Regions from separate parts of the Homo sapiens genome. Here region 1 is linked to region 2. A link is a loop called in an ENCODE intact Hi-C map of the cell type or tissue named here. Cell type or tissue: prostate gland. All regions are shown on one strand. Links, peaks and the distances in the headings refer to the core of each region. The heading gives the core; the rest is flanking DNA.

What was found. Hi-C counts contacts between places; a loop is a spot of excess contacts. Peaks named below come from ENCODE experiments on the same cell type or tissue, not always from the same donor. Only the 100,000 strongest peaks of a DNase experiment are listed, where the experiment ranks them.
Region 1: it touches region 2 in a loop (2.7-fold over the local background); 5 of 110 quality-filtered maps call a loop at or near these places.

The regions. Positions count from the first base shown.
Region 1 is chr2:238,520,264-238,535,944 of GRCh38, reverse strand. The region is part of intron 2 of LINC01107 (long intergenic non-protein coding RNA 1107); the gene reads left to right. LOC124906130 (a long non-coding RNA gene) reads left to right here. Exons shown (of 2, transcript XR_007088215.1): 1 at 1-2,961; 2 at 3,969-6,164. Among named protein-coding and RNA genes, the nearest start is that of LINC01107, 27 kb to the left of the region's middle. RefSeq lists an enhancer at 12,524-13,432. In prostate gland, for the core only: a CTCF peak has its summit at 6,467; DNase peaks (open chromatin) are centred at 6,484 and 8,254; H3K27ac peaks cover 524 bases.
Region 2 is chr2:238,589,654-238,605,334 of GRCh38, reverse strand. No RefSeq gene overlaps it. Among named protein-coding and RNA genes, the nearest start is that of LINC01107, 42 kb to the right of the region's middle. RefSeq lists an enhancer at 4,984-5,499. In prostate gland, for the core only: no CTCF peak of the experiment used is centred there; DNase peaks (open chromatin) are centred at 8,024, 8,614 and 8,944; H3K27ac peaks cover 3,570 bases.

The sequences.
Region 1 (15,681 bases), core at 2,552-10,551, 68 kb after region 2:
TTCCTGAGTGCAAACGCTGCACCAGGTGTCTTTTTGGCTCATTCCTAGGTGTGACCACTGCACCAGGAGGTATCTCAAGTCATGCCAGAGATGTGAGCACTGCATTAGAAGATGTTTTGGATCATCCCTAAGGTGTGAGCACTGGACCAGGAGGTCTCTTGGATCATCCCTGAGTTGAGAGCACTGTTCCAAGAGGTGTCTTGGATCATGCCTGAGTGTGAGCACTGCACCACGTGGTTTTTTTGGATCATCCCTAGGTGTGAGCACTGCACCAGGAGGTATCTTGGATCATGTCTGAGTTGTGATCACTGCACCAGGAGGTGTCTTAAATCATATCTGAGTTGTGAGCACTGCACCAAGAGGTGTTTTGGAGCATCCCTGAGGTGTGAGCACTGCATGAGGTGGTGTCTTGGATCATCCCTGTAGTGTGAAAACTGCACAAGGAGGTATTTTCCATCATCCCTAAGGTGGGAGCACTACACCAAGAAGTGTGTTGGATAATGCTTGAGATGTGAGCACTGCACCAGGAGGTGTCTTAGATCATGCCTGAGTGTGAGCACCTCACCAGGATGTACCTTGCATGATGCCTGAGTTGTGTGGGCACTGCATCAGGATGTGTTTTGGATCACCCTTGAGGTGTGAGCACTGTACCAGGAATTGTCTTGGATCATCCCTGAGTGTGAGCACTACACCAGGAGGTGTTTGGGGTCATCCATAAGGTCTCAGCACCGCACCAGGTTTCTTGTATTATGCCTGAGTGTGAGCACTGCACCAGGAGATATTTTGAATCATGTCTGAGTTGTGAGCACTGCATCAGGAGGTATTTTGGATCATCCCTGAGGTGTGAGCATTGCACCAGGAGGTGTCTTGGATCATCCCTGAGGTGTGAACATTGCACCCAGAAGTGTCTTATGTCATGCCTGCAGTGTGAGCACTGCACCAGGATATCTAGGATCATCCCTGAATTGTGAGCACTAAACCAGGAGGTGTCTTGATTCATCCCTGAGGTGTGAGCACCTCACCAGGAGGTATCTTGGATCATCCCTGAGATGTGAACACCTCACCAGGAAGTGTCTTGGATCATGTCTGAGTTGTGAGCACTGCACCAGGACGTGTCTTAAATCATCTCTGAGGTTTGAGCACTACACCAGGAGGTGTCTTAAATCATGCTGAAAAGTGACCACTGCACCAGGAGGCATCTTGGATCATGTCTCAGTTGCAACAGGAGGTGTCTTGGATCATCCCTGTGGTATAAGCACTGCACCAGAAGGTGTCTTGGATCAACCCTGGGATGGAGGCAGTGCACCAGAAGGTGTCTTGGATCATCCCTGATGTGGGAGCACTGCATCAGGAGATCTCTTGGATCATCGCTGAGGTGTGAGCACTGCACCAGGAGGTATCTGGAATGATTTTTGAGGAGAGTGTAGCGCACCAGGAGGTATCTTGGATCTACCCTGAGGTGTGAGCACTGCAACAGGAAGTGTCTTGGATCATCCCTGAGGTGTGAGCACTGCAACAGGATGTGTCCTCAATCATCCATGAAGGGGGATCACTGCACCAGGAGGTGTCTTGTATCATTGCTGAGGTGGAAGCACTGCACAAGGAAGTGTCTTAGATCAACCTGACTTGTGAGCACTGCACCAGAAGGTGTCTTGGATCATTGCTAAGATGCAAGCAATGCACCAGCAGATGTCTCAGATCGTCCTTTAGGTGGGAGCGCTACACGAGGGGTGTCTTGGATCATCCCTGAGGAGGGAGCACTACACCAGGAGGTGTCTTGGATCATTTCTGAGGTGCAGGCACTGCATCATGAGGTGTCTTGGATCGTCGCTGAAGTGTAAGCACTGCACCAGGAGGTGTTGTGAATCATCGCTGAGGTGTGAGCACTGCACCAGTAGGTGTCTTGGATCATCCTTGGGGTGTGAACATTGCATCAGGAGATGTCTCAGATCATCCCTGAGGTGCAGGCACTGTACCAGGAGGTATCTTGAATCATTTCTGAGGTGCAGGTGCTGCACCAGGTGTCTTGAATCAGCCCTGAGGTGTGAGCACTACACCAGGAGGTGTCTTGATTCATCCCTGAGGTGTGAGCACTGCACCAGGTGTCTTGATTCATCTCTGAGGTGTGAGCACTGCACCAGGAGCTGTCTTGAATAACTTCTGAGGTGTGACCATTGTACCAGGAGGTGTCCTGTATCATCCCTGTGGAGGGAGCACTGCACCAGAAGGTGTATTGGATCATCCCTGAAGTGTGAACACTACATCAAAAGGCATCACGAATCATCCCTAAGGCTTGAGCACTGCACCAGGAGGTGTCTTTGATCATGCCTGAGATGTATGCACTGCACTAGGAGGTGTTTTGGATCATCCCTAGGTGGGAGCACTACCCCAAGAGGAGTCTTGGATCATCTTTGAGGTGGGAGTACCACACCACGAGGTGTCTTGGATCATCCCTGAGGTGGAAGCACTGCACCAGGAGTTGTCTTGGATCATTCCTGAGGTGTGAGTACTGCACCAGGAGGTATCTTGTATCATCCCCGAGGTCAGAGCACTACACCAGGAGATGTTTGGATCAAACCTGACATGTAGGCACCGCACCAGAAGGTCTCTTGGATGATGCCTGAATTGTCAGCACTGCACCAGGAAGTGTATTTTATCATCCTTGAGGTCAGAACACTGCACCAGCAAGTGTCTTGGATTCTGCCTAAGGTGTGAGCACTGCACAAGCAGTTGTCTTGGCTCATCCCTAAGAAGGGAGTACTGTGCCAGGGGGTGTCTTGGATTATGCCTGAGTTGTGAGCACTGTATCAGGAGGTGTCTTGGATCAGCCCTGAATTGTGAGCACTGCACAAGGAGGTGTCTTGGATCATCCCTGAGGTGGGAGCACTGCACCAGGAGGTGTCTTCAATCATCCCTGAGGTGTGAGCACTGCACCAGGAGATGTCTTGGATCATCCCTGAGGTAGGATCACTACACCAGGAGGTTTCTTGGATCATTTCTGAAGTGTGAGCACTGCACCACAAGGTGTCTTGAATCATCCCTGAGGTAGGACCACTACACTAGGAGATGTCTTGGGTCATCCCTGAGGTGTGAGCACTGTACCAGGAGGTGTCTTGGATCATCCCTGAGGTGCAGTGATATGGTTTGGTCATGTCCCCACCCAAATCTCATCTTGAATTGTAGCTCCCATAATCCCCACATGTCATAGAAGGGACCCTGTGGGAGGTAACTGAATCATGGAGGGAGTTACCTCCATGCTGTTTTCATGACAGTGAGTGAGTTTTCAGATCTGATGGTTTTATAAGGAGCTTTTCCCCCATTTACTTGGCACTTCTCCTTCCTGCCATCCTGTAAAGAAGGATGTGTTTACTTCCTTCCACTTTGATTGTAAGTTGTTTGAGGCCTCCTCAGCCCCACAGAACTATGAGTCATTTAAACCTTCTTTCTTTATAAATTACCCAGTCTTGGGCAGTTCTTTATAGCAGTGTGAGATCAGACTAATAAACACCCCCATGATTTAATTACCTCCCACCAGGTCCCTCCCATGACACATGGGGATTATGAGAACTACAATTCAAGATGAGATTTGGGTGGGACACAGCCAAAACATGTTATTCCATTCATGGTCCCTTTAAAATATGTCCTCACATTTCAAAACACAATTATGTACTTCCAACAGTCCCCCAAAGTCTTAATTCATTCCATCATTATCCCCAAAGTCCAAATCTAAAGTCTCATCTGAGACAAGGCAAATTCCTTCGCCTATGAGCCTGTAAAATCAAAAGTGAGTTAATTACTTCCAAGATACAATGGAGATACAGGCATTGGACAAATACACCCATTCCAAATGAGAGAAATTGGCCAAAACAAAGAGGCTCCAGGCCCCACCCAAGTCCAAAATCCAACAGGGCAGTAACCAAACCTTAAAGTTCCAGAATAATCTCCTTCAACTCCATGTCTCACATCAGGTCACGCTGATGCAAGAGGTGGGCTCCCATGGCCTTGGACTGCTTCACCCCTGTGGCTTTGCTTTCACAAGATGGCATTGAGTGTCTGAGGCATTTCCAGGTGCACAGTGCAAGCTGTCAGCGGATCTACCATTCTGGGGTCTGAAGGACGGTGGCCCTCCTCTCACAGTTCAACCGGGCAGCACCCCCATGGGGACTCCCTGTGGGGGCTCCAATCCCACATCTCCCTTCTTCAATGCCCTAGCAGAGGTTCTCCATGAGGGCTTTGCCCCTACAGCAGACTTCTGCCTGTACATCCAGGTATTTCCATACATCCTCTGAAATCTAAGCTGAGGTTCCCAAACCTCAATTCTTGACTCCTGTACACCCACAGGTCCAAGACCACGTGTAAGCCACCAAGGCTTGGGGCTTGCACCCTCTGAAGCAACAGCCTGAGCTCTATGTTGGCCCCTTGAGCCACAGCTGGAACTCACTATCACCAAATCCCTATACTACACAAAGCAGCAAGGCCCTAGGCCTAGCCCGTGAAACCCTTTTTTCCTCCTAGGCCTCTGGGCCTGTGATGGGAGGGACTGCTGTGAAGAACTCTGACATGCCCTGGAGACAGTTTCCCCATTGTCTTGGTGATTAACATTTGGCTTTTCGTTACTGATGCAAATTTATCTAGCTGGCTTGAATTTCTTCTCCAAAAATGGGTTTTTCTTTTCTATCGCATCATCAGGCTGCAAATTTTCCTAAGTTTTATGTTCTGGTTCCCTTTTAAACATAAGTTTTAATTCCAAACCATATATTTGTGAGTACATAAAACTGAATGCTTTTAACAGCACCCAAGTCACCTCTTGAATGCTTTGCTGCTCAGAAATTTCTTCTGCCAGATACCCTAAATCATCTCTCTCAAGTTCAAAATTCCACAGATCTTTAGGGCAAGGGCAAAATACTGCCAGTCTCTTTGCTAAAATGTAGCAAGAGTCACCTTTATTCCAGTTCCCAAAAAGTTCTTCATCTCCATCTGAGACCACCTCAGCCAGGACTTCATTGTCCACATCACTATCAGCATTTTGGTCAAAACCATTAAACAAGTCTCTAGGAAGTTCCAACTTTCCTGGAAGACATCTTCCTGTCTTCTTCTGAGCCCTCCAAACTGTTCCAACCTCTGCCTGTTACCCAGTTCCAAAGTCACTTCCACGTTTTTTAGTATCTTTATAGCAGCGCCCCACTACCCAGTATCAATTTACTGTTTTATTCCATTCTCATGCTGCTATGAAGAACTGCCTGAGACTGGGTAATTTATAAAGGAAAGAGGTTTAAATTACTCACAGTTCTGCAGGGCTGGGGACGCCTCAGGAAACTTACAATCATGGCAGAAAGCAAAGGGGAAGCGGGCACGTCTTCATGTGTCTGGAGAAGGAGGAAGAGAGCAAAGAGGGAGGTGCCACACACTTTCAAACAACCAGGTCTCCTGAGAACTCATTCACCATCACAAGAATGCAAGGGGGAAATCTGCCCCCATGATCCAATCACCTCCAACCAGCCCACTTCCCCAACACTGGGAATTACAATTCGACATGAGATTTGGTTGGGGACACAGAGCCAAACTATATCAGTGCTTAACCTCATTTGAGTTGTCACACGCAACCAGGAGGCTTGAATAACCCACTGCTTCCAGACTAGATGGCTTTCTGTGTGACCCCAAGAGAGACTCCCAGCCTCTGCTGATTCCTATGTAAAGTATGGGTTGGAACTGGATGGTATCGTAGGTTCCTTTAGCTCCGTATGATTCTCATGTAAAATTCCACCCAGCAGTCAGGCAAGAGGTGCACTGGGGAGAGGAGGTGGAACCCCCAGGTTGTTGATAAAATCCTGAAATCCCTTGGCTCTGTGCTTCAAACAGCCACCTTCCCAACATCTATGACTCTTTGAACTGCTCATAAAGAGCGCTGATTAATGTGACACTTCACATGCCCACCATGAAATTAGGAAGGCCCTTAGATCTCCTTCAAACCCGCGGTGCCGGTGCCTTCGCCCCATCAATCAGAGATGAAACTGTGATTGTGCTGCAAGGAGACGAGGCCATCCTGGAGTTCTGCCATGAAAGAATCGCTGGGACTCAAAGGAGGGGAAAACAAGGGAAGGAGAGAGGGGGAAAGGGAAAGAGAAGCTGCTTCCAGAAGGAATAAATTTGTGTGTGTACTTTGATCCTGCTATGATTTTTATTTGTTTTAGCCACATCCTTTTCACTGCACCACTCAGCTAAAGGTGCTTTAAATTAGATGGCGCTAGGAAACCCTCTTCCTCCCCCCTTCTTCCCCTGCCTGCCACGCAGGCCCACAGTCTTCAGTCAGTGTGAGATGTATAATCATGTCATGCTCAAATGTAACTGGAATAAATTGAGACAAATAAACTCAAAGGCACCACATGCATTTAGAATGCTCTTTGTCAGGGTTTCCTAATATGCTTGCAGGCAGCTAACTCAACGCAAACAAAAAGTGGCAGTGTTTACCCAGCTTTGCTTTGGAGCATGTTGAGAGCCTCTGACTCACAGATCGCTGCTGATTGAATCTGCACATACATTGGTGTTCACTGTCCCCCAGCTAACTTCCTTCCCTCTTCCACACTCCTCCCTTTCCCAGGTGTCCAGGCTGAACAGGGACTTGTTTGGGGTCCTCTGTTCCTCTCCTCTACCTGTCTTCAGTAGGATAGCACAAAGATCACAAAGGCCTTGAGAGCAGAGATGGGAAGTGAGAACCGTGTCTCACTGTGAGGACCCCAGGACCTTTGTTCAAACAAAGCAAAGCAGCACCTGGCATGGCCGGCCCGTTCTGCTCAGCGTTCAGGAGCGAGCTGCCTACCAGAAACCTCCTCTTTGGTGCTCTTGTTAAAAAAGATGCCTCAGGGCACCTTTAAGGGAAGATCTGAAATGAACCTCTTACCTTCTAAAACCTTCTTTCTTGGCCAATCTTGTTCCATGACCGGCCACATGGCTGTGGATTTACTGGCTCTCTGGACCCTCACCCTCCCATCAGGGTGCCATCTTATCCATGTCTCTGATTGAGGGACACACATGTCAGCTCTCTGCTCCTGCACTGCCAGGCACAGCCATGATGGTCTCAGAGCCATTGGTCCCCAGCACAGAGGGGAGCTTCAAATGGTACCATGATGATGAAGGTGGTAGGTGCCTAGTAGCTACGGACTTTGGATTATATCCATTTCCAATGATTAACAAGAAGCCCCTTTAATTTTAAGCATGTACTTTTTATTCAGAAATAAGGTCCCACTCTGGCACCCAGGTGGGAGTGCAGTGGTGCCGTCATGGCTCATTGCAGCCTCAACCTCCCAGGCTCAAGCGATCCTCCCACCCCAGCCTCGCAAGTAGCTGGGACTGCAGGTGCACCATCATGCCTGGCTAATTTTTTAAATTACTATTTTAATAGAGATGGGGTATTGCTATGTTTCCAAGGCTGGTCTCAAACTCCTAACCTCAAGTGATCCTCCCACCTCAGCCTCCCAAAGTGCTGGGATTACCGACGTGAACCACTGTTCTGGACCAAGTATGTACATTTATAAATAACACCCATTTTCCTGTGATTTCCTTAGCTTCACTCTATGAACTGCTAGCTTGTCATGCCTCCCTGTCATATTCTCTGACAGTTTCCAGCCTTATGCCCCATGGGTGTCTCTCTCTCTCTCTGTCTCTCTCTGCTTTCTTTAATTCCTCTTTGGCTGCCAAGAGTTCATTTTCTCAGCCTGTGACAGCACCCCATGTTCCCCAGTTTCTTATGGGGAATCACAGCTCCCCTGCTACATTTAGTCTGTTGGGAGCACAATTCTGGGTAATCAGCTTCTACAGCAGAAGTGACAGGGTCTGAGCAGCCTCTCACTAGATTTGGAAGAACTAGAGAGCAGGTCCGGGTGGCCCAACACCCAGCCCCTAATGCCATGCACTTCCTGCCCCCTGAGTTTCATTGATTCCACACCTGGCATCCAGCCCTCAAGTCCATTTTGGAAGCATCCTGTCCCTCCCCCCAGACAGACACATGCACTGGTTATCCTTTCAATAAAACCATCTGGGATGGGATCCAGTCTGGAAGGTAAATCTTAGAAACCTTTCCCTTGTCTTCTTATGCATCTCTTTGGAATTCTTACATCTCAGATCAATTCTGCTAGTTAACACTTCCCAGGAAAGTCACCATCCCCTCTGACGTCAGAATGTATCAGGAGAGAGTCTGTGGCAGGGAGAGTAACATTCCTCAGCATTCAACCCAGTCTCCACATTGTCCTGCGTTCTTACCACACAGCCAGAGCAGGAGCATGTGACTGGTTCTGGACCAGTTTGGGCAAGAGTGGTGTGTGTCACCTCTGGGCCAAAATACAGAAGAAACAGTGCGTGAGCCCCCAGGGGTCCCTTCTGCTGCTCTACTCTCCCAGATGGTAGAGTCTCGATCAGCCTGGGTCCTGGGTGTCTCGGTAGAGCAGAGCCCCTGCCGACCTCCACAAAACACGTAGCCTGAAAAAGAAGTCAATCTGTGCTGGGTCAGTTTCCAGGACACCAGGATTGGCTCCAACGTGTTCCTAATATCAGTAATTTCTATGTCTTGGCTAAAAATACCTTGCCCTCCCCAAGGAGACAAAAATACTCTCTATATGTCCTTCTGGAATTTTTCAGGTTTTTTTTTATTACACCTAAATCTTTAACGCAGCTGGAATGTATTGTGTGTATGGAATGCATTGTACATATGAAATGTATTGTACGTATGGAATGTATTGTACGTATGGACTGGCAGAAAGATGTTACTTTTTAGGTAACATGGTTTTCTCTATGGAGAGCCAGTGATCTAAAATCTTGTATTCAATTCTCCCTACTTATTTGAAATGCCACACATGTCAAATGATAAATTCTGCCACATACAGTCTCCAGATCTGGAATCTCTGCACAGGGATCAGTGCACTAACTGGAATTACAGTGCCTGTTGTCAGTTTTGGGGAAGTTACTTAGCGTGTTCACCAATTCTCCTCGAGCCAGTGCCTACTCTGGACATTCATGATACAAAAGGGCAGGGCTGCATTCCAGGTGAGCGTGTGTAGGAAGGCATGAGAAACCTTGCAGGGAGCAGACACTGGGGGGAGGTCGGGGAGGGCCAGACGGACCAAAGTTTTCCTGAGAAAGGTCAAGGGGACTTGCCAAGCCCACCTGATGGACAAAAATTGAGAGCAGAAGAGGGCAGAGCCCATCGGCCCCTGAAAATCTCCAGCTCCAGGACCAAGAAGCAGAGTCCTGGAGGCACCATCCCTCATGCCAGGACATCGCTTGAGACTGTTGAGAGGCACAAGCCCAGAGGCTGGGCGCGATGGCTTACACCTGTAATCCCAGCACTATGGGAGGCCGAGATGGGCAGATCACGAGGTCAGGAGATCGAGACCATCCTGGCTAACACAGTGAAACCCCATCTCTACCAAAAATACAAAAAAAAAAAAAATTAGCCAGGTGTGGTGGCACGCACCTGCAGTCCCAGCTACTCCGTAGGCTGAGGCAGGAGAATAGTTTGAACCCGGGAAGCAGAGGTTGCCCTGAGCCAAGATCATAGCACTGCACTCCAGCCTGGATGACAGAGCAAGACTCCATCTCAAAAAAAAAAAAAAAAAAAAGAGAGAGAGAAAGAGGCACAAGCCCAAATCAGACCCGCACTGCTCTCCGGCGCCTTCCAGACACTGATAGAGGCCTGGGCCATGGTCCACGCGGGGGACTGAGCGTGGCAAGAGCAGCTGCAGGTGCAGCCATTGTTGGCCAGTATCCCAGGAAACCCCATGCTGGCAGCCCACAAAGCCATGGACTGACGACTTCCCTTTTCAAGATCAGCTGTGTCTTCTCTTCCTCAGGCCACCACTCTTTCCAATAACAGGGTAGAAAAAAACCCTTGATTTAAAAAAAGGCAACAGGACATGCTGGGCAAGTTAAATCACTTAATATTTCAAAATATTATTCAACCACAATAATTGTAGCTGTCTAAGAGAATCTGCATTTGTGTGGTTCCTTAAACTGTACTCTTTTTTTAATATAATTTTTTTTGAGACAAGGTCTCACTATGTTACCCAGGCTGGTCTGAAACCTCTGGGCTCAAACGATCTTCCCCCCTCGGCCTCCCAGAGCACTGGAATGACAGGCATGAGCCACCACGCCCAGCCAAATTGTAGCCTTTCTTCCTGTCTTTAAAATTCACTTGACTTCCCATTCAAAATGGCAGACTGAAGCGTTTACATCTTCTGCCACAAATCCCATTAAATTAACAAAGTAAGTATGGAACTATGAACATATTTCCTAGAGCACTAGAAATAGAGAATGTTGCCTAATTCTGGAGGATGTAAGTAGAACCTATCACACCGACGCCAGAACAAAACGGAGGGAGAAGCCAAGGGCAGCACCGGCGTGGGACGGGCTTTCCCTGAGGAGCCTCAGCAACAACTCATGCGTGGCAACATTTGTGACTTTCAGCAGGAAGGGGCATGGGACTGTGATGGGGCTCACAGCAGACCTCCTGGGACCTCTAGAATAGATATAGAGAGCTTGGCTGAACCACCCACCCTGCCCCCGACCAGGCTTCAGCTAGCGACAGCTCCCTAAGTCATGGGGTGACCTGCCTGGGAGCCATAGTAAGAACCTGCGGCCACAGAAAGACACACGGAGTGCCCGGTCACCAGCTTGACAAAGGAAGGAAACAAAGGCTTGGGAGGGTGCAAAGTCACCCCAGGATAAAGCCTCCTAGGACATCCTAACATCCAGGATATTCCAGTAATTTTGCTTAGTAAAAAGTGACCCAAGAATTGCAGTTCAGGAACCAGGGGATCCCACAGGGCCAACCTCTCCCTTGGCCCCACGGAGCTATTGGCTGAACAAGCACAAGCCCCAAGCTCCATTCTACGCAAGGGGAAACACATCCTGCTCCTTGGAGGAGCCTGAAAATGTACAATGTGTCCAGCGGAGCCCAGGGCAACTCCAGTCCACGAGGCTCGAGTGGTACCGATGAGCCAGGTGTCAGCCCTCACTTCCTTCCCCTTCCCCTGGCAGAAGCACCTTAGAGATAGGGCAAACTGATCACTTGTGCCCAACAAATGAAGGCCAATGGGTGGCCTGAGCCCACAGTCAGCACCGCCCAGGAGCCTGGACAGCCAGCTTCTGGGGTTCACACACCCGCTCAGGAGAGAGGGCATGCGTGCCCATCGGTTCTGCCCGCCTGCCCCTGGGGGCTGCACCATGACCAACTCCAGCCTCCCGGGTCATCTGTCACTCCAGCCATCCAAAAGAACTGCCAAGAAAGGGGAGCTTCAGCCAGCTCTTGAGGTGGGAAGTGACGGGTTCCAAATTGCCTTTTAGGAAAATATGCACCAAGAAAGGATTGGACCAGGCTGGATAATTCCTTTGCTTGGGATCTCAGGGGATGAGGGGTTCGGGAAAGCCCGAGTTGTCAGGGAGGTGCAGATTCGAATCTCAGCACTGACTCTGACAAGCTGTGTGACTTCAAACAACAACCCACCCGCTTTCTGTCCAACAGGGACGGAAACGCCACCTGGCCAGGCCCTTCAGGGATGTGACCGCAGTGGGCCCAGCCTGGGGCAAATGCTGTGAGATGGCACCACATCATGTTGGCATGGGCTGCAGCCCCTCGTGAACATTTCCTTTTGGTCCTTGTTAGCTGGTGCCTTTGGGTGAGTTTCATGGTGGTGTCTCATGGTGAGTATCAAGCACGGCAGCAGGGAGCCCCCTCCACCCGCCCCACTCCCCCAGGACTCCAGGCTCCCCTCTCACCAGTTGTACAGAGAAGACGTCAGCCCACAGAACCATGTGCTGTGTAAGCTCCTCACTGCAAACACCCCCAAAGGTCAGAGACCAGGGGACCCACAGGAGAGTGAGAGGCCTCCGCCTCTGAGGTCAGGCCTCTGACCATGGCCGTGGGTGCTGTGATGCCCTGCATGGCTCTCCTCCCCCGGGAGGCCCGCCCGGCTCAGCTCTGTCTATGGGGAAGGCCACAGAGCTCCGGGGGCTGGCTTTCCTCAGCCCCGAGTAATTACAGACATGTGTCTGCACATGTCACTGGTCAGACTCCCACGACCCCGCAGTAGATCCTCATTAACCCGGGGACTTGAGGACTCTGAGAGGAGCAAGGGGCCGAGAGGAGAGAGGGAGACCTGGGCGCTGGCAGGGATGGGGAACCTGCAGAGAGGCCCAGACGTCCTGTGCCCATGCTGATGGGCAAGGTATGCCACCTGCCCCGCGAATGACGAAGCGGGAGCCTGCCGCGGGACCAGGGACGGGCGCGGGGAGCCTGAGCAGAGCAGGTTGGGGAGCCACAGCGAAGAGTTTATGAGCCGGCGTCCAGCCCCTCCCCTCTCCCTCCTGAGCACGGCTATTAAACTCCTTCTGGCCTCCAGATGCGCAGTCTGCAAGCTAGTTCCCTTTTGTTATTTCAAGCTCAGGGCCTTGATCTTTTGCCACTTTGGAAGAAGCGGAGAAACAAAGGGATCTGGTGCTGTTGCTTAATAGCGCGGCTGGCTTGGCCCCACCGGGCCGGCATGTGTCTGATGCTCTGTGCTGTCACTGCAGAGCCATCCCTTTGATGGGAGCAAGGCAGGGACCCGGCCCAGGAGCCCTCTGAGAGCCGCTCAGCAGCTCCCTCTCCTGTTCCCGCAGGCCTTCACCTCATGCATGGGTAGCCGGCCCACTGTCTTCTCCTCACCGCTTAAGAGTGGCCGCTTAGAGACAAGAAGTAGATAATGCAGAGCGCTTGGGGTCCCCAACGGATTGGAGCACAGTGCAACCAGTCACCAGGGCTGCTGGGCCCTCAACTGCACTTCACTCAAGCTGAAGGTGCAGCGTCCCCCGCAGGTCGTGTTAGCCCCCTACCCTCCTGCAGCATGTCAGGAAGAGCACTGAACTAGGAGTCTGAAGGCCTGCGTTCCAGTTGCCTGCATGCCCCGGGGCAGGCTGAACCTCTGCTTGCCTGGTTGGCTTCTGTGGCACTGGCTCTGAATTCAGGGCTGGGCCCAGATGGGGACGCAGCAGACACTTGCTGAATGATGAAAATCCCAGCTCTGCCATGAGGAGCCATGTGACCGGGGCCAGTTCCTTTTATTCTTCATTCTCTCCCTCCTGTATTTACACACCCCATAAGAACCCTGATCACCTGCTCCATGCCAGACAGTAAATGGATGCCACCCCTGCCCTCAATTGTCATTAGTGTAACAAGGGCTGTGACAGAGACCCTGATGGAAGGACACTGGGGTGCCCACCAGAGGGAGGAATGGGCGTCAGGATGGCAGCTTCCCAGGCTGACACCCACCTGAGCCCAAAGGATGGAGGGAGTTTCTCAAGTGAAGGAAAAAGGAAGACCAGTTAAGGCAGAGGATGAAGCCTGGGGGTACCTGGAGACACAAGAGATTGAGGACATTTGGGGACCACTCAGGAGCCCGTGTGGCTAGAGCGAAAACCTCAAAGAGGCAGAAAAGAAGATTTACTAAAGGGGACTGTACATCCCCCTGAGAGCCCAGGAGCCATGCAGGGCAGACAGTAGGGAGGGGACCCACCTGCAAAGTGTGAGAGGCTGACCGGCCAGTTGGGGGGCTGCAGGCAGCAGCTAGTGCAGAGGCTGCTGTACCCCAAAATGGGAGGGGGGCCACAGCCGAAGAGGAGGGGGAGGCAGCTCTGAGAAGAACGGGGAAGAACAGTCACCAGGACCTGGGACTGCACACCCCTGAGCAGGTGGTGGCATGCGGGCCCCTCCAGACAAGGTGCCTGGCAGGAACATGAGTGCCATCTGGGAGGGGCTTTGCTTTGGAAGCACTTAGTTTACCATGACTGAAACAGGTGGCAGGAATGACCAGGCAGAGGGCAGGCGGATACAGCCAGCTGGTGTCAGACGTCAGGAGGGCCGTCTGGGCCAAAGGCAGGGGAGGAGGCCACAGCAAATGTGGGGAAGCAGAGCCTGGAAATGGAGGGACCCAGGGCAGCCTCCACACTCAAGGGCCAGGCTGCAAAGTGGAAAGGTCCGCAGAATGCCAGGATAAGGTCTTCGAGACTGGCGTGGCCCATCCTGGGGAAACAGCGTCACCTGTCCCCCTGCTGCTACTGTGGGAGGGGAAGGTCTCAAGATACACGACCACAGGCTCCCACCACGGAAACACTCTTGCCCACACCGTGCTCCTGCAAACCCGCTCCTCACCCCACATTGTCCCAGGCCTGAGGGTGCAGGCTGTGGCCACATTTTCCCGAGCCACAGGCCTGTGCAGTGGGATCCACAGAAAAAGCCTTTCCAGATGCCTTTGGTTTGCACAAGGTGCTGCCACTCTCAGATCAAGGGGGACAAAGCCCTGGGCTGGGAGTGAAAGGCCTGAGCCAAGTCTGACTCTGCCTCTGGTACACCAGTGACCATATCTTTCAGCCTCATTCACTCTGCTGGATGTTAACACACATGAGCACACCCACAAAGGGCTGGTGCAAGTATCAGTTGGGTATGGAAAGGAATGCTTTGTTCATTGTTAAAATAACATGAACATTAAGGATGTTAAGAATGTTTAAGTTCATCATCACCACCACCATCACTATCATCACCACTACCATCACTATCATAATCACATCACCATCACTGTTACCATCACCAACACCATCACTGTCACCATCACCAACACCATCACTCTCACCATCACCATCACCATCACCACCATCATCGCCATCACTATCACCATCACCTTCATCACCACCACCATCACCATTACCATCATCATCACCAACACCATCATCACCACCATCGCTATCATCACAACCACTGTCATCACCACCACCATCACTATTACCACCACCATCACCACCATCACCATCACTGTCACCATCACCATCACCACCATCACCATCATCACTGCCATCACCACCATCACCATCACCACCATCACTATTACCACCATCACCATCACCACCATCACCATCACTGTCACCATCACCATCACCACCATCACCATCACCACCATAATCACCATCACCACCACCATCACATCACCACCATAATCACCATCACCACCATCATCACCGTCACTTTCACTGTCACCATCACCATCATCATCACTGCCATCACCACCATCACCATCACCACCATCATCACCATCACCACCACCATCATTACTACCATCATCACTATCATCACAACCACCATCACTATTATCACCACCACCATCACTGTCATCACTATAATCACCATCACTGCCATCATCACCATCATTATCACCATCATCACCATCACCACCATCACCACCACCATCACCACCACCATCATCACTATCATCACAACCACCATCACCACTACCACCATCATTATTACCACCATCATCACCATCACCATCATCACCATCACCACCATCACCATCATCACCATGACCGTCACCATCACCATCACCACCATAATCACAATCACATCACCTTCATCACCATCACCACCATCATCACCATCACCATCACCACCACTGTCACCATCACCACCATAATCACCATCACCACCACATCACTGTCATCACCATCACCATCACCACCATAACCATCATCACTCTCAAGTGGTCTTCCTGTGACAGAGAACATGCAACTCTCTGAGTCAGCCCATCTCATTTATGGACAGTTTTGCTAATAGCTATTTGCTTCTTTTGTTTGTTTGTTTGTTTGTTTCCATTGTAATTCGCCTTC
Region 2 (15,681 bases), core at 3,923-11,922:
TAAGTTTATAAATTTTTCCTAGTGAATTCTAGTTCTTTTACCATTTTAAAATAATCCTTTTAGACCTGACTAATGCTTTTTTTACTTTAAGGCCTTTTTTGTGTTTTAATATAGTTAATAACCTTTCTTTTCATCAATCTTTGTCTGGCACATCTATTTCTCCACTTTTACTTTACACCTTTCTGTTTTCCATATTGTTTAAGAATTGGTCTTGCTAAAAGCATAAAGTCATTTTTTTCTTTATTTAATCTATCAGTCTCTGGTTTTATTCAGAAAACTCAATTTGTTTACATTTTTTGTAGTTAACTAACCTATTTGGAATTGTTTCTGCCATCTTAATTTGTGCTTTCTATCTTTCTAGCTTTTTACTTCTTTTCCTATCTTCTATAGCAGGGATTGGCAAATTACACCCTTCAGGCCAAATCCAGTTCATTTGCTATTTTTATAAACTAAGTTGAATTGGAGTGCACCACCATGCTCATTTGTTTAAATCTTCTCTATGGTTTCTCTTGCACTACAATAGCAGAGTTGAATAGATACAATAGAGACCATATGGCACACAAAGCCAAAAGTATGTACTATCTGGCCATTTACAGAAAACATTTGCCGCCTTGTTCAATAGGATTAAAGAGTTTCTTTTCTCATTTTTCCTTTACTGTTTTGAAAATTACAAATTCTACTTTTATCACGCTCCCCAACTCCCAGCAGTCATGATTAAAATTTTAACATGTGTACTCAGCATTCCAAGATCTCAAGTTAACTCAATTGTTCATGGGATCATTCAATGATTTTGGAATTCTAGATTATTATCCTCCCACGTTACATATTACTAGGGGATTGGGTCACTCTCCTCCCAACTTACATGATACTTAATCCAGTATTTCAGGTCCTACGTGTTTTTATACATGTGAAATGTCATTGCTATTATTGTTGTCATCCATTGTCAATCCTGTTCCAATTTATCCATATGTTTACTAATTTATTTGCTCACCATTCTGCTTTCGGTTCACTTCTTCATTCTGGATTCAGTTTTCTCCAGATAAAGTGCATTCCTGGAAGTTCTTTAGCTGGGACTCTGTTAGTTATAAATTCCCTAATGCTTTGTTTTTCATCCTTTCTCCCTAATTCTTGTATGACAGTTTAGTTAGGTAGAAAATTCTATTTTCTCTCAACACTTTGAAGATATAATTCCACTATCCTTTGGTCATCATTGAGAAGTGGCAGCCAAATTAATTGTCATTCCTTCATAGGACATCTTACATTTCTGGCTACTGTTAAGGTATTATCTTTGTACTTGGCATTCTTACATAGCTTACTCTAATCTATCCAGGGATGCATTTCCTTATGTCTACCCTAATATTTAGGACTACATTTTCCTTGAATCTGAGAGCTCAGAACTGTTCTCCATTTTGAAAATTCTCAGTCACCATCTCTTTCAATATTGACTCACTCTCATTCTCTCCTTTCTCTCCATCTATAACTCCTATTGTGCTTCTATTAGACCTTCTTGTCCTATTCTCCATATCTATTAATCTTGCTTCCAAATTGTCTCTTTATTTCCATGTGCTCACAGTGATTTTCCACTTAACTAATTCTCCTTTTAGTTATGTCTAATTTGCTTTTTAACCTAACCATTAAAGACTTAGTTAAATTTCAATCACTATATTTTTATTCCTATATATTTCCTTCTGTTCTTTTCAAATCTTCCCTGTCTTTTGTCTTCCCTTGGTGGCAGCTTGCTGTTTTCTCTTTTTTTTTTAATTTTCCATTGTGTCTTTAATTCTATCTCATAATCTTTATTTTGATAATATTGTTGCCTGAAGCTCTTAGGAATTTAATCCCACTGTTTGTTATATCTTTGAACTTGCTCAGAGTTTATTTTTCTCCCTTGGATTGGCACTTTTGGATTGTGAGCTCATCTTCATTGCAGTTTTTCTGTAGGAATGCTTTGTGTACATCCACAGAGATTTTGTGTTTTCTCCTGCCAGGTGCTCCAGGGTTAATTTTATCTAAATTGCTCAGATTGGGGGCTCCATGTCACTCAGATAGTATAAATTCACACCCCAAATACACCTGAGGATAGCCACTACATACAAATTCTCAAGGACAACCATTTTCTCCTACTCAGAATCAGGCCAAGGTTGACAGGCTTTCTGTTATTTCCCTGTGCCAATGGCTGGATTGTTCTTCTGGTCCACCTTTTCATTGGAAGTGTAATTCTTCAAAGGCAGAAGACAACTCTTGTATAGGAAACTCAGTTCTAATTTCCAGCCTCTTATGGGCTCAAAGATTCATTTCCTATTTCTGCATGGCCATTAAAATCCAAAAATTCATTAGTTAAAAAGACATACAAAGTAACCTCAACTCCCACCTTTGCCATCCCATGCCTTCCCCCAGCATAGCCCTAGCATCGGTTATCTTATATTTCTGGTTTCTGTTTCCTCTTTGGTTTGGGCCTCCACAAGGGATTTCCCTTATCTTTTCAAGAGCAATGTTTATTATACTGCTGTATTTTAGCCAACATCCCTAGACATTTTATATCAAGATGTTTCTCAGGCTATCTGGTTCATCAGACTGCTGAAAACTGAGGTTTAAAATAAACATTTACAATAAACTATTTCATACATTATAAATCCAACTCTAACATCCAGCTTAACTCATCCCTAGTTTATTCATGAAAATGTGTGACTTCGGGAAAGGGCTTCCGGCATTGCAAGGAACATTTCTCATCCCATTCCCTGGCTCCTGTGCCCCAGTCTTGCCACTGAGATTTTCTATAGTTTTAATTCCTGAAAAAGAGATGGGTATATGGGAGAAATAATCTCTTTATGCCTGTCAGTGGCCATCTGAGATGCCAAAAATAATAATGAGGAAATAGAACAGCTAACGAGGTAGCCGTCTCTCAAATCTTTCACAGTGCTAGAATTTGCCCTTTGGAGCATTTTCAAAACACCAGAGAGGTTAGTGCCTGTGGAAGCACTCACTGTCTTCTAATAAAAGTTCTTTCCAATACCTTCGTCAAAACAGTCATTTGTAAATCAGCCAATATTTTTACAGCTCAAAGAGCATTTTCATGCCACTTATCTTATGAAAGTTGAGTGTCCACCTCTGACGAGTGAAAAAAAAATATATGAGACTGAGGCGATTAAGCAAGTTGCTTGCCCTGGTCATTGTTATGTAGTCAGCAGAACTAGAACTTTACTATTTTTAGCAGAAAACACTGTTCATAAATTCTTATAAGGGTAGGTGCCAGAATTTGCTCTCCTGCTGCTACACTGTCCCAGACACTACCTATAGGAGCTTAACCAACATTAAAAGTTAAATTAAACAGCTCTTAAAATCTTGTCTTAAAATGGTAGTTGTGCAATTTCTGAGTGATGCTAGCCAAGGGTGGATTCCCCAGAGCTTGGAAGTAAACCAGAAAAGAACAATGAGATGTCCAGGCATCGGGAAGTGGGTCCTAGAAGGTGAGGCCTGGAGAAATTGGACATTGCATAGTCTGGGGCAACGTGCTGGGGTCCAGCACTGTCTGTGGCTGGCTCCTGTGTCAAAGGCTGCTGGGGGTGCAGCAAGAGGGACATGGAGAGCCCGTGTGACTCACCCTGCCTTTCATCTGCATTTGCTCTCTTGGCAAGAGTGATTTTCATTGTACCATAAGCTCAGTGTTACCAAACCCATTTGGAGTGATGCACTGACTGAAACTGCTCCTCAAGGAGAAAGGACTAACACCGGCTTCCAAACGGAGGCTTTGCTATGTGAGTCTTGGCTTCTTGGCTTTCCCCATGAAGAACTTCCTGTCGGCCCACAGACAGCAAGTGAGCTGCGGGAAAGCGCTGGCTGCTAGCCTCCTCCTTCCGCACTGGACCAGGGGCAGGGGCTCCTCTCAGAGACCAACCAGAGCAAAGCAGCTTGCAGGGCAAGGCCCAAAGGAGGATCAGAGGCCCAAAGGAGGAGCAGAACCCAGAAGCAGAAGTCAGACCACGGGCGGGTAGGGACAGGTGAGCTGGGGATAGAACCACTGATCTGAGGCCCGAGGGGCAGTAACCACGTGGGCCTGATCCAGGAGGGTCCCTAGAACCGGCGCTGTGGTTGCTGGCTGGTTTTCCTTGGAGGCTGGGGCACGATGCAAGAGCAGTGAGTCTGAGTCTAACATGTTAGGGATGGGCAGGCAGCCCCAAGATTGCAGCACGGAGTGGCCAGAACATACCCCTGGAGGTGCCTGTGCAACCCTTCTCCACAGTGGGGTAGCGCACAGCCTGCTCTCCACTGAACGGGACTCCTCCTTATTCCTTCCTACACTAATTCACCTGTCTTCCCACCCTCCATGGGGTAAGCGCTGGGGGCACGGTGCTGGGTGCTGGGTGCTGGGGACAGGTGTGGGCTGGGCTCTGAGTTAGGACGAGCCACTGTCCCATTTGAGAGTCTCCAGCCCCATCATGTTCAATCCCAGCTCAGCGGATTTTCACACCCAAATCACTGCCTCCTGCCCCCAAATCTGGAACTACCAGTTTAAAAAAAAAAAAAAAAAAAAAAAGTCTGTGAGATGGACGTGGCACTGAGGAGGGGAAGTAAGCCAGGAACCACACAGGGGACCAGGCGGGCGCCAGGCCCACCCAGTATCGCCACCCGGGGACGGCTTTAGCCACCCGAGCCTCCAGCGTGGGGGGAGCGTTCATTCTCTGAGGTCGTCATGAGGCTCAAAGGGAAGTGAACATACAGTGTTCTCAAGGTGTTACATTTCTAAAGTCATCTCAAGAGACAGCCAAGCAGAAGGCGAGAGGAAGGAAAAGGCGGTGTCCACACCTGCCGATGGACTCGGGGAAACGTGGACCCTCCGCGGTGTCCCAGGGACCCCAAGCTCCATGTTCCCCAGCAAGGCCTGGGTGACACCACCTCTATTTGGGCCAAGGTGAGACCACTATGGTGGGACCACTCCCGCAGCCCCTGGGACAGGACGGGACGCCCCAACAGGGAGCCCCTCCCCACCCACGTCCCGCCACCTCCTCCCAGCTTCCCAGCGCCCTCCCCAGCATCTGGCGGCCTGCGGAGCCTCCCACTCCGAGGAGGTCTCCTCCATGGACTCCAGGCAGAGGAGGACGCTGTCCTGCATGCATCGCTCCCTTCAATGTCCCATGCCCAGGAGGCTGCGCCACATTCTTGGCAGGCGGGGCCTGCCTCATCCTGCTTTGCTGTACATGTGGGCCCCATTTGCAGGGGGCACCGCGCTGGGGTGGAGGAGATCCAGAGGGGTGGCTGTGGGACTGGCCTTAAACACTTCCACCTGAGAATGTGGAGGGAACACCCCCCAAGGCGATGAAAGGGACCAGAGAGCAGGACGCTACGCACCAGGAAAAGAGGAGTGGAGAAGCCCCCAGTGTGAGAAGGCAGGAGGGGGTCCTGCGGAGGCCGTCAGTGCCGCTGCTGAGCCTCGAGACCCCCAGCAGGAGGCATGTGGGGGACAGGAGAGCAGTGGGGTGCAGGGCCAGCCCACTGCACCTTCTTGCCACTCAGGGCTGGCAGCTACCAGGCTACCCCAAGGAGGCCAACCCCCAGGCTCTCATCGTGGCTGCTGCCCCAGCATCCGTGGCAGCCCATCGCTACAGCATTGGTGGGGACATCTGCAGGCTCTGCCAGCCTGGAGCCCTGCCCTGCAGCTGGTGAGGCACCCCCACAAGGTGCCAGAGACCACCTGGTCCAACCATCACTTCCCACACAAACAAACCAAGATGCAGGTGTTTAGTTAGGCATCAACTAGCTTGGGTTAGTATCCGTTGCCTCCGGCAGCTCTTCCTTTCCTGGTCTGAGGGGCTCCAGTGAGGGCTCCAAACAGCCCAGAGTCTTATTACTTGTATTTGAAAACAAATGCACAAAGCCGCGGGAAGGGCAAAGCCCTCCCAGCACTGGCTGTGCCTAGTCCCTGCAATCTGACCTCACTGCTCCAATGCCATTAGCTCCAGAACAACCCCTCTTCTCCAGCAGCAAGGACTTCAGGACTCCCGGGCAGACCCACGCGGGGCAGCACCCCTGCAGATCCAAGCCTCATGCACTCTCTTCCACACCTGGGCCCCTGAGGCTCCTCCACGGACTGCTGCGTTTCCTATTTCTTCCAAGACAAAATGGACCCATTCACCTTTTTCCCTCATGTCCCTCTCTCCCTTCTCCTCCCTGGTCCCACTAAAAGTGTGAGCTTCCAATGCTTCCTGGGTTTGAAAAGTTTCACATGATATCAGTACACAGAGACAGTTCATTTTGGTATTTGGGCTCTTGTCAAGGTTAAAAACCAAAAAATGGATTGACCCATCACTAGACAAAATCAGAATAGTCAAAGAGGTGACGTCATGGGGGAAATTCCTAACTCACGCATGCGCCATGGTCTGTCTCCTGGTCTTTGTCATTCACACGTTTTAGATGAGCATTTATTTACTATGCCCATAATCTGTGCTGGGCACCGTGGGCCCAGAGATCCCTGAGGCACAGACCCTGTCTCCAAACGCAGGAAAACACAGAGATCGTGAGAAAGAATTGCAGCTTTCGTGGCAGAGTACACGGCACGCCTGTGTGGGGGTAGGCAAGGGCCTCTGAGCCAGGACAGGGTAGAAGGGACAGTGGAGGGTCAGGAACACCTTCCAGAGGGGCTCACAGGGAAGGAGAGGGAGGGAATGACCAGGGGAGAAACAGAAAGGAACAAGGCCAACTCCAAAGGCCAGAGCCCCTGGACACAGCGGGGCACAGGAGGCAGACAGGCAGAGCCAGGGATGGGGGATCCCACGGGGAACTGAGAGCGGGCACAGGGTTCAAGCACAGGCATGGCAGAATGTGCTGTGCATTGTTTCAAGGTCCTCTCGGTGGCTGCATAAGGAATGGACTGACTCAGAGTGACAGGGTGACCCAGAGACCCAAGAAAAGCGGCAGCAGGAGAACAACCTGTGGCACTTAAGATGCCCAGAGCCATCCTGCGTGCTTTGCAAACATGAGCCCATGAAATGCTTGCCACCACGCAGTGGGGTGGGCACTGACATTGCCCCGATTTACAGAAAAGGCATCTGGGACACAGAGAAGTTGGCCTGCCGAGGTCTGGGAGTGACCCCGAAAATGGAGCAGGGCCTGAAACCAGGCAGTGGTGAAGGGGTAGGAAGACAAATTTGGTACAGAAACACTTAGGACTCAGTGCCCAACCAGGGGCAGGAATCTGGGAGAGGTCTGGGATGACCCCCAGGTCCCTGGTTGGGGTAACTGGAAGAGCTCAGGGCTGTAGGGAGAAGAGTCTATTTAAAGGGGAATGGAGGGGTCCCACTGGGGGCGGGACAATTTGGGAACATTAGTGGGATGTTGGGGGAGGATTAGATCTATAAGTCATGGACACCCAGGTCAGCCCCAAAGGGTAAATGTGTGGGGTGAGTAGAGAGCTAAGAAGCCACAGGAGACCCCACATCACTGAGTCCTCCTGCCTGATGGCCCCTCCAGGCCTTGGGACAACCTGCCCTAGGATTCCTGATTCCCAGTTGAGGGGAGAGAGGCCTGGGGAGAGGCAGAGCTCTTAGAGCCCGGGAGGACATTCTTGCTTCAAGGCTCAAGTAGGGGGATGAGAAGGAGGACCCTTGGCCGAGAAATTTCATGCAGTAAGGAGGGCTCAGAGTGGCTTATGCGGGAAAGAGGAAGTTCAAGAGCACCATAAAGGGTTAGAATTTCAGAGAGGAAAAGAACCTCTTAACACTTCCAATAGGTGATTTTCTCTTAAAAAAAAAAAAAAGAAAGAAAGAAAAAGTTTAAGAAGAAACTTTACAAAGGGAAAACGTAATGTTCAACCTCTGGGCAAATTCTAGCGGAAAAAGGGAGAGAGAGGGGTGGGTGGGAGGCTAACACAATTTATGGGCCCTCAGAGCCGCGCCAGCTTGAGGTGGCGGAGCCTCTTGGCCCGGGGCCTGCCTGCTGACTTGAGCTTTGAAAAACAACTTCCTGTCAATAAATGTGAACAAAAGTTTGGACCCATCTTCAAAGTGATGAGTTATGCTGAAAGTATGTTCCTGCAAACGGGGGGAATGGATTGTTCCTGGCGCTTTGGCATTCAAGAGAGTTTATAAATAACCACTCAGCTCTGCTCGGGTTATGCCTGCTGGGAGTGCCCAGTGCCAGCAAGCAGAGGGAGACCTGGGGAGCGGGGCAGCACTCCCTGGTAGGGCTGGCACAAAGTGCCCAGAGAAGCGCAAGTCACGTCTTGGCGTGGGAGTAGGGGGCTTCCCCAAGCCTCTGTTCAGGGCTGGGCAACCGGGGACCCCCTGGACCAGCTCTTCCATTTGCATTTTGGAGGGAAAAAAGGAAGGAATGGATTCTACATGTGGTTTCCATCGGCCCAGAAAAGTAAAAACATGTGTCAGCGTTTCTAGCAGAAATGGTCCTTGTTATTTTAATGAGAAAGACCATAATTAGGGACAACAGTGAAAAAGAAGCCATGGGTCCCCTTTGTGCCCTCCCCTCAACCGATGGGGAGCAGTCGCCCCAATGAACAGTCCTCCTGCCCTTAACCTGCTCCACCAGCACGGGAGGAAGGGAGAAAGCTGGGGACAGGCAAGTCCTCCAGCTCCAACAGTTCCATTCTCAGGGCTGAAGGTGCCGCCCAAGCAGCTCATTTGTCAGCGTTTAAACATCATTACAACGTTAACGGCCTCTCTGATGCCAAAGAGTTGGCTTTGCACGCCTATAAATTAGAGTACATCAAACCAGAGTTTATTGAGTCTTGGCCAATCAGAAGTAAAACTTCCATAACTTTTTACAATTCTCTACATTCTTCCAATTATATTAAAATATTTATTTGCACCCTGCATGATATATATAAACGTTTTATTAAGAACATTTGAAACCTGGTTCTTTAAACAGAAAAAAGATCCACTCCATGCTGGCAGAGGTCCGGCCAGTATGTGCTGTGTCCAGTTGGTTTCATGGAGGGAAACAGCTCTGATTGGATTTTCGAGGGATTAGCAAGAAGGAGTGGCAGAGCACGAAGCTGGCTCCCAATTCATGGCTGCGCCTCCCTTAGCAAATCCCCTGCATTTGGTCGTGACACCAATGAGGAGCAGGTCCCTGTTTTGTCTCTGCCTGGGCTGGCCTGTCTGGAACAGTCTTCTAGGGTCACAGTGCACGTCTGCCTCTGGGCAGCTGCCTGACCCAGGCCTCCACGAGAGCAGGGAAGAGGCACAGAGACGTTCCATGATGGCTGGGTGAAGAAGCAGGCAGTCGGGGTGAGTTAGGTTAAAACCCAAAGCCCCTTCTGCCCGGCCCTTTCCTGGCTGTGTGCTGTGGGGCCTGGACTCCCCCTCTCTGAAGCTCAGTTTCCTGTCTCTAAAGTGGGTGTCACAATGACAGCCGCCACCATTCCTCCACTACCACAAGAATCATAGGTGGTGACCTGCCTCATATTCCCGAAACGTCTCTGCGCGGCAACATCCTCCTTTGAGCCTCGTCTCATCCCATCGTTGCCTCCTCCTGAAGGTCCTTCTGCTGCTGACACATCAAGTGCATGGGGACATCCGTAGCACGTGGCCAGCCAGGAGGACACTGAGGCCTGCCTGAGGCCCTATCTGTGGGTGTGATCATAACGCCACCAAGAACAGCTCTTGTGCTTACAGGGTGCTAAGTCCTGACCATCTCAGGACATCCTTCACACTGCCCTACAAGGTAGGGACTCTCGCTGCAGATGAGGGAGGTATCTCTCAGTGGGGTAAAGGGTTTGGCCAAGGCGGTACAGGTCGCCCTCAGGCTGGCCAGCGCGTAGCACTCCACAGCCACAGCAGACAGCATCACAATGAACTACTCAGGAGCAGGAGGGCAGGCTCAGGTCCCAGGAAGAGGAGTGTGGCCACAAGCAAGATTACCCGCCTGGCCTGGAAGGGACAACCGAGCAGAATTTGAAATAAGCAGCAGGGAAGAGATTCTGGTTTCTGTGGGGCCCTCATCAGAAACCCCATAGGGCCCTTCACCAGAAACCCTCTGCCTGCAGAGACCACCTGCAGATGGGGGCCTCAGCTGCCTGCAGTTGCCCAGGGCATGGAAGCACAAAGCTCATTTCTGTTACCACATCACTAACTGTAGGATTGGACCTCAACATGCATACTGGTTCTGGCACAAAAGGAGCTGATTTCTTGTTCTTGCAACTGTCCCAGGCAGGGGTTCCTGCTCAGCAGATGGTGCCTCTCCTAGAAGTAATTCAGGGACCAGCCACCTTCCATCCTAGGCCTCCATCACAGCCCTTGGGCCTCGCTGTGGTGTGCACCCCCAGCAGTCAGAAAAGAGGGAGACTGGGAGCACATCTCTGTGGCTGCAGGCGTCACTTTCTGCTGTTCTCTTGTCTACACTTTCTGTGTTTTGTTGGACAATCCAGTCGTCAGGCCGTGCCCACCTGTCATGTTGGATGGGAAATGTAGTCCAGCAGTATGTCCAGAGAGAAGGGAGAAATGATTTTGGTAAACAACCAACCATCTCCACTGCAGGTGATGCAGGCAAACCCAAAAACGGGGGCTCAGCCTGAGTTGGTTCTTGGCTTCATTCAGGGAAGAATTCAAGAGCAAGCCAACAGTGAAAGAAAGCAAGTTTATATAGCGTAGTGAACAGCAAGATGGCTGCTTCATTGGCAGAGCAGGGCTATCCCACAGGCAGAGGGGCCCAGAGTAGCACTTGTGGGTTGCTGGCTGGCTCTATTTATACCCACTCTTAATTATATGCTAAATAAGGGGTGGGTTATTCACAAACTTTCTGGAAGAGGGGTAGACTTTATCCAGTCTATCACTGATGGGCACTTGGGTTGGTTCCAAGTCTTTGCTATTGTAAATAGTGCTGCAATAAACATAGGTGTGCATGTGTCTTTATAGTAGAATGATTTATCGGAAATCCTTTGGGTATATACCCAGTAATGGGATGGCTGGGTCAAATGGTATTTCTGGTTCTAGATCCTTGAGGAATTGCCCCACTGTCTTTCACAATGGTTGAACTAATTTACGCTCAAGACTAGTGGGAAGAATTTCAACTGAGGTAGGAGACGTGACTGAGAGACCAAGGAGAGGAGAAGGGATGCGATGGCTAAGAATGGAGCCACAGAACTGGTGAAATCAGAGCTAAGCCCAGAATGACAAATAGCAAGTTTCAGTTGCAGAAGAAAAGGGTGATATGAACAGGATTTCCAAGGAGAAGCCGAGGCATGTGAAAAGGCACAAAGGCGTAAATACGTGGTGCTAGCCAGGGAATGGCAACCAGGCCAAAGAACTTGGGGTTCAGTTTTACCAAGAAGGTTATCATCACCCAGAAAAGCCCAATTAGGAGTCTTCGAATAGAACTGATTTCTAGACCGACTGCTACTTAGCAAGGCTGCTCTTACTTGGTTATAGCCGATACAGGCTTTTGGTGCCTGCTCTCCCTCCTCACTGAACGTCTCATCCGTTCATCATGTCAGAGGCACTGCTGGGTGTACGTTCAGAACACTGACACTAGAGCCCGAAGGTGTGAATTCAAACCCAGATCCCCCTCACCAGCTGTGTGTCACTGAGCAAGTTTCTTATCCTCTCTGCGCTTCAGCGTCCTCATCTATAAAATAGGAGGAATAGTAGTGCTCACCTGATAAGCTGGCTGAAAGGATGGAATGGGATAATTTAGGTGGGAAAGTGCCAGGCATTTGAAGAACATTCTAGAAGCATTAGGATTACCTTAAGCCAAGATTGTGAATCACGTTTTGGGCTAGGACTTGAGGAGATTCAGGCCATTCCTGGAGAGCAAGACACAGACCCTGCCTCCAGGGCTTGCCCCACTAACAGGGAAGACCACGCTCAGAGGGTCGTGCCACAGAGTGTGGCCAGGAGGGAGGGAGGCCCCGGCTGCTGGGGGAGGAGGGGTACGTGAGATGGGCACTTGGTTTTAAGTTGTGAAGGTTTGGGGAATCAGAGCCCTACAATCATAATTCAAATTCGAAAATGAAACAAAGGGCCGGGCGTGGTGGCTCACGCCTGTAATCCCAGCACTGGGAGGATGAGGCGGATGGATTACCTGAGGTCAGGAGTTTGAGACCAGCCTGGCCAACACGGCGAAACCTCATCTTTATTAAAAATACAAAAATTAGCTAGGCATGGTGGTGCATGCCTGTAATCCCAGCTACTCAGGAGGCTGAGGTTGGAGAATCACTTGAACCTGGGAAGCAGAAATTGCAGTGAGCCAAGATCACACCACTGCACTCCAGCCTGGGTGACAGAGTGAGACTCCATCTCAAAAAAAAAAAAAAAAAAAATAGAAATGAAACAAAGGAAAAGCAGAAACTGATTCATTTTCTTTCCCATCAAAGGCTAACACCAAATTTTGAGACACAGGTTTGTTTCCTGGGAGTGCTCAGCTTATTTTTCTGGTCCTTACAGGAGTTTCTCTCACCTCCTATAAAACATTTGCTTGCATTAAATATTTGCTTCTAATTGTATGTAAATATACGGTTTCTTTATATCTGATATTCTTCTCTTTTTATATCGGCCACATCAGGTAATGCGTGAAGCTGAGCTTCAGAGTTGATCTAAACGCAGGATTTTAAAACTTGAGAGGGCCAGTCAGCTGGTGGTCTCAGCCAGAGAAAACCCAGGTCTTCCTCTTGGGCAGGTAGGCACAGTCCTCTGGGTTTACCACACCACGTGCACGCTTCCTCTTTCAAATACTCATCAAAAAACTGGCAGGGGTACTCTGCGTTCATAGGGACGGTGGAAATAGTGCTCTATCCATTGTTGGTAAAAGTGCCAAGTATTACCTTTCTACTGTACAGTTCAGCAATTGATTTCAAAGCCTTAAAAATATGTACATCCCACTTCACAGTCATTAAGATGACTACTATCAAAAAAAAAAAAAAAAACCCAACAGAAAATAACAAGTGGTGGCAATGATGGGGAGAAACTGGAGCCCTCGTGCACTGTTGGTGGGAATGCGAAATGGTCCTGCTGCTGTGGAAAACAGTATGGCAGTCCCTCAAAAAATTAAACGTACAGTTACCAGATGATGCAGCAATTTCACTTCTGGATATGTACGAAAACAATAGAAAGCAGGGTCTCGAGGAGATATTTGTACATCCATGGTCATAGTAGCACTATTCACAACAGCCAAAAGGTAGACGCCACCCAAGTGGAATAGTATGCAGCCTTAAAAAGGAGAAGAATTCTGACCCATGCTACAACATGATTAAACTTGAAGAAATTATGCCAAGTGAAGTAAGTCACAGAAAAATAAATACTATATGATTCCACTTATATGAGATATCTAGAAGAGTCAAATCTATAGAGACAAAAATTAGGATGGTGGTTGCCAGAGGCTGTGGGGGAGAGGGAATGGGAAGTTAGTGTTTAATGGGGACAGAATCTCTGCTGTCCAAAATGCAAAGAGATGTGAAACCCTGGCAAAGTGCCAGGCATTTGATGAGCATTCTAGAAGCAAGCCAGCTCTCCTCTGTGGAGGAATGGTGGAGTGCGATAAGGGTAGTGCAACAATGTGACTGTATTCATAGTTAATGCCACTGACCTGTGCACTTGAAAATGGTTAAGATGGTAAATTTTTGTTATGTGTATTTTATCACAACCGGAAAAAATGCACATCATTTGACCTAACGTTTCTACTTCTTTTTTTTTTTTTTGAGACAAGGTCTGGCTTTGTTGCCCAGGCGGGAGTGTAGTGGCACCATATCAGCTCACTTCAACCTTAACCTCCTGAACTCCAGCAATCCTCCCACCTCAGCCTCCCGAGCAGCTAAGACCACGGGCACACACCACCACGCTCAGCTAACCTTTTTGTATTTTTTGGAGAAATGGGGTTTCGCCATCGTGTCTGGGCTGCTCTACTTCTAGTTTATTATTTTACCTGATTGATTTTCAATTACAGAGTCCTAGCTACAAGCAGGTTCTTATCCATATTATTATTTAAAAAAAATTTTTAACAACCTAAATATGCAATAAGAAAGAATTAGAATTCTGGGCAAGCATTAAAAATGATATGAGGCCAGGCGCAGTGGCTCACGCCTGTAATCCCAGCACTTTGGGAGGCTGAGGCGGGTGGATCGCCTGAGGTCAGGAGTTCAAGACCAGCCTGACCAACATGAAGAAACCCCGTCTCTACTAAAAATACAAAAATTAGCCAGGATAGTGGCGCATGCCCATAATCCCAGCTACTCGGGAGGCTGAGGCAGGAGAATCGCTGGTACCCGGGAGAGGGAGGTTGCGGTGAGCCAAGATCGCACCATTGCACTCCAGCCTGGCGCACCATTGCACTCCAGCCTGGGCAACAAGAGCAAAACTCCGTCTCAAAGAAAATAAAAATAAAAGCAAAAAAATAAAAATGATATGAAAATATGTGTTGATCCAATTTTTGTAAAAAATAATTATAGTCACATATATGAAAAAATCTGAAAAGATCTACAACAAAACATTATAGATTATCTGTGAATAATACAATATTTCATTTTTGCTTAAATCTCTATTTTGTGTTTTTTCTTATACGTATATAATAGTCAAAATTTTACAAGCCAAAACATTATCTTGGAGATGCAACACTTTTTAAAATTATTATTATATTGATATTGCAGAAGCACCTTCAATATATTAGCTGCCATCACACAAATTATCCTATTCCATCATCAAAGAATTAAATAACAAAAAGACTTTTCCCATTTCACCGTTGAAAAGCCTGAGTTCCATCCAGGCTTGGTCTCTAACTAGAGTGCGCTTTCATAGCACCTCCTCATTTCTATAACACATTAACACACAGTTTTATTGCATGTTTGACATAGATACAGTGGGTAAAGCAGAAATTGTCATCTCTATTTTTTACAGATGAGAAAACCCAGGTGCACAGAAGTTAAAAATCCCTGCCCCTGCCATCACCAATGCCGCCACTGGGGCTAGCGGTCCTGCTTCTTGACCTCACGATATCAACTGCCCATCTCACAAGCAGGAGAAGAAGAAGCAGTTGGAACACTGGTGTAGACCACTAGAAGTGGATCAGCACACAGACCCCCAGCCTGCCTCTGACACCCCGGGGGTTGGGTAGTGTAGTGCAGGGCCCAGTGACAAACCAGCAGATTCCTCGGGGTCTGAGCCAGCCACTGAGACCTGCAGAAGCCAACCTTTGCCTCCTTGCCTGGTCCAGTCTGCAAAACAAGCCTCCCCGCTCTATACCCCCGTGCTCAAACGGAGCATCTGTGAGGACCTGGGCCAGGCTCAGCGGTCAGGGCCTCTGGCCACACAGAGGTGTCCATCTACCTGCAAATTCAGCTGACACAGTGAGCGGGCCTGGCGGGTCTCCATCCAGAACTGCTTATTCCAGTCCTCTCCCAGCCCCCCAGGGAGCTCAGGGTCACCCACTCCTGCCCTCCCCTCTGGGATGATGCAGCTGCCACCTCCCCCAGGTGCTAGGGCAGGCCCTTCTTCAGGACAAAGCTGAGCTGAGGCAAGGGCTGCTCCTGGTTTCCTTGGTGACCCTGTAGTCCAGCCCAGCCCAGACCCCAAAACAGGGCCCAGGGTCACCTGCTGGATCTTAGAGGGCTTCCCCGATTGCCCTGTGCTTCCAGTAAGGGGGGAGTATAGAGGTAGAGCTTGGCAGCGCCCACTGCCAGGCAAAACGGCCTGTGAACGGGTTAGGAAGAGGCGTCCCTGCTGGACAGCATAGGCCTATGGGTGGGGA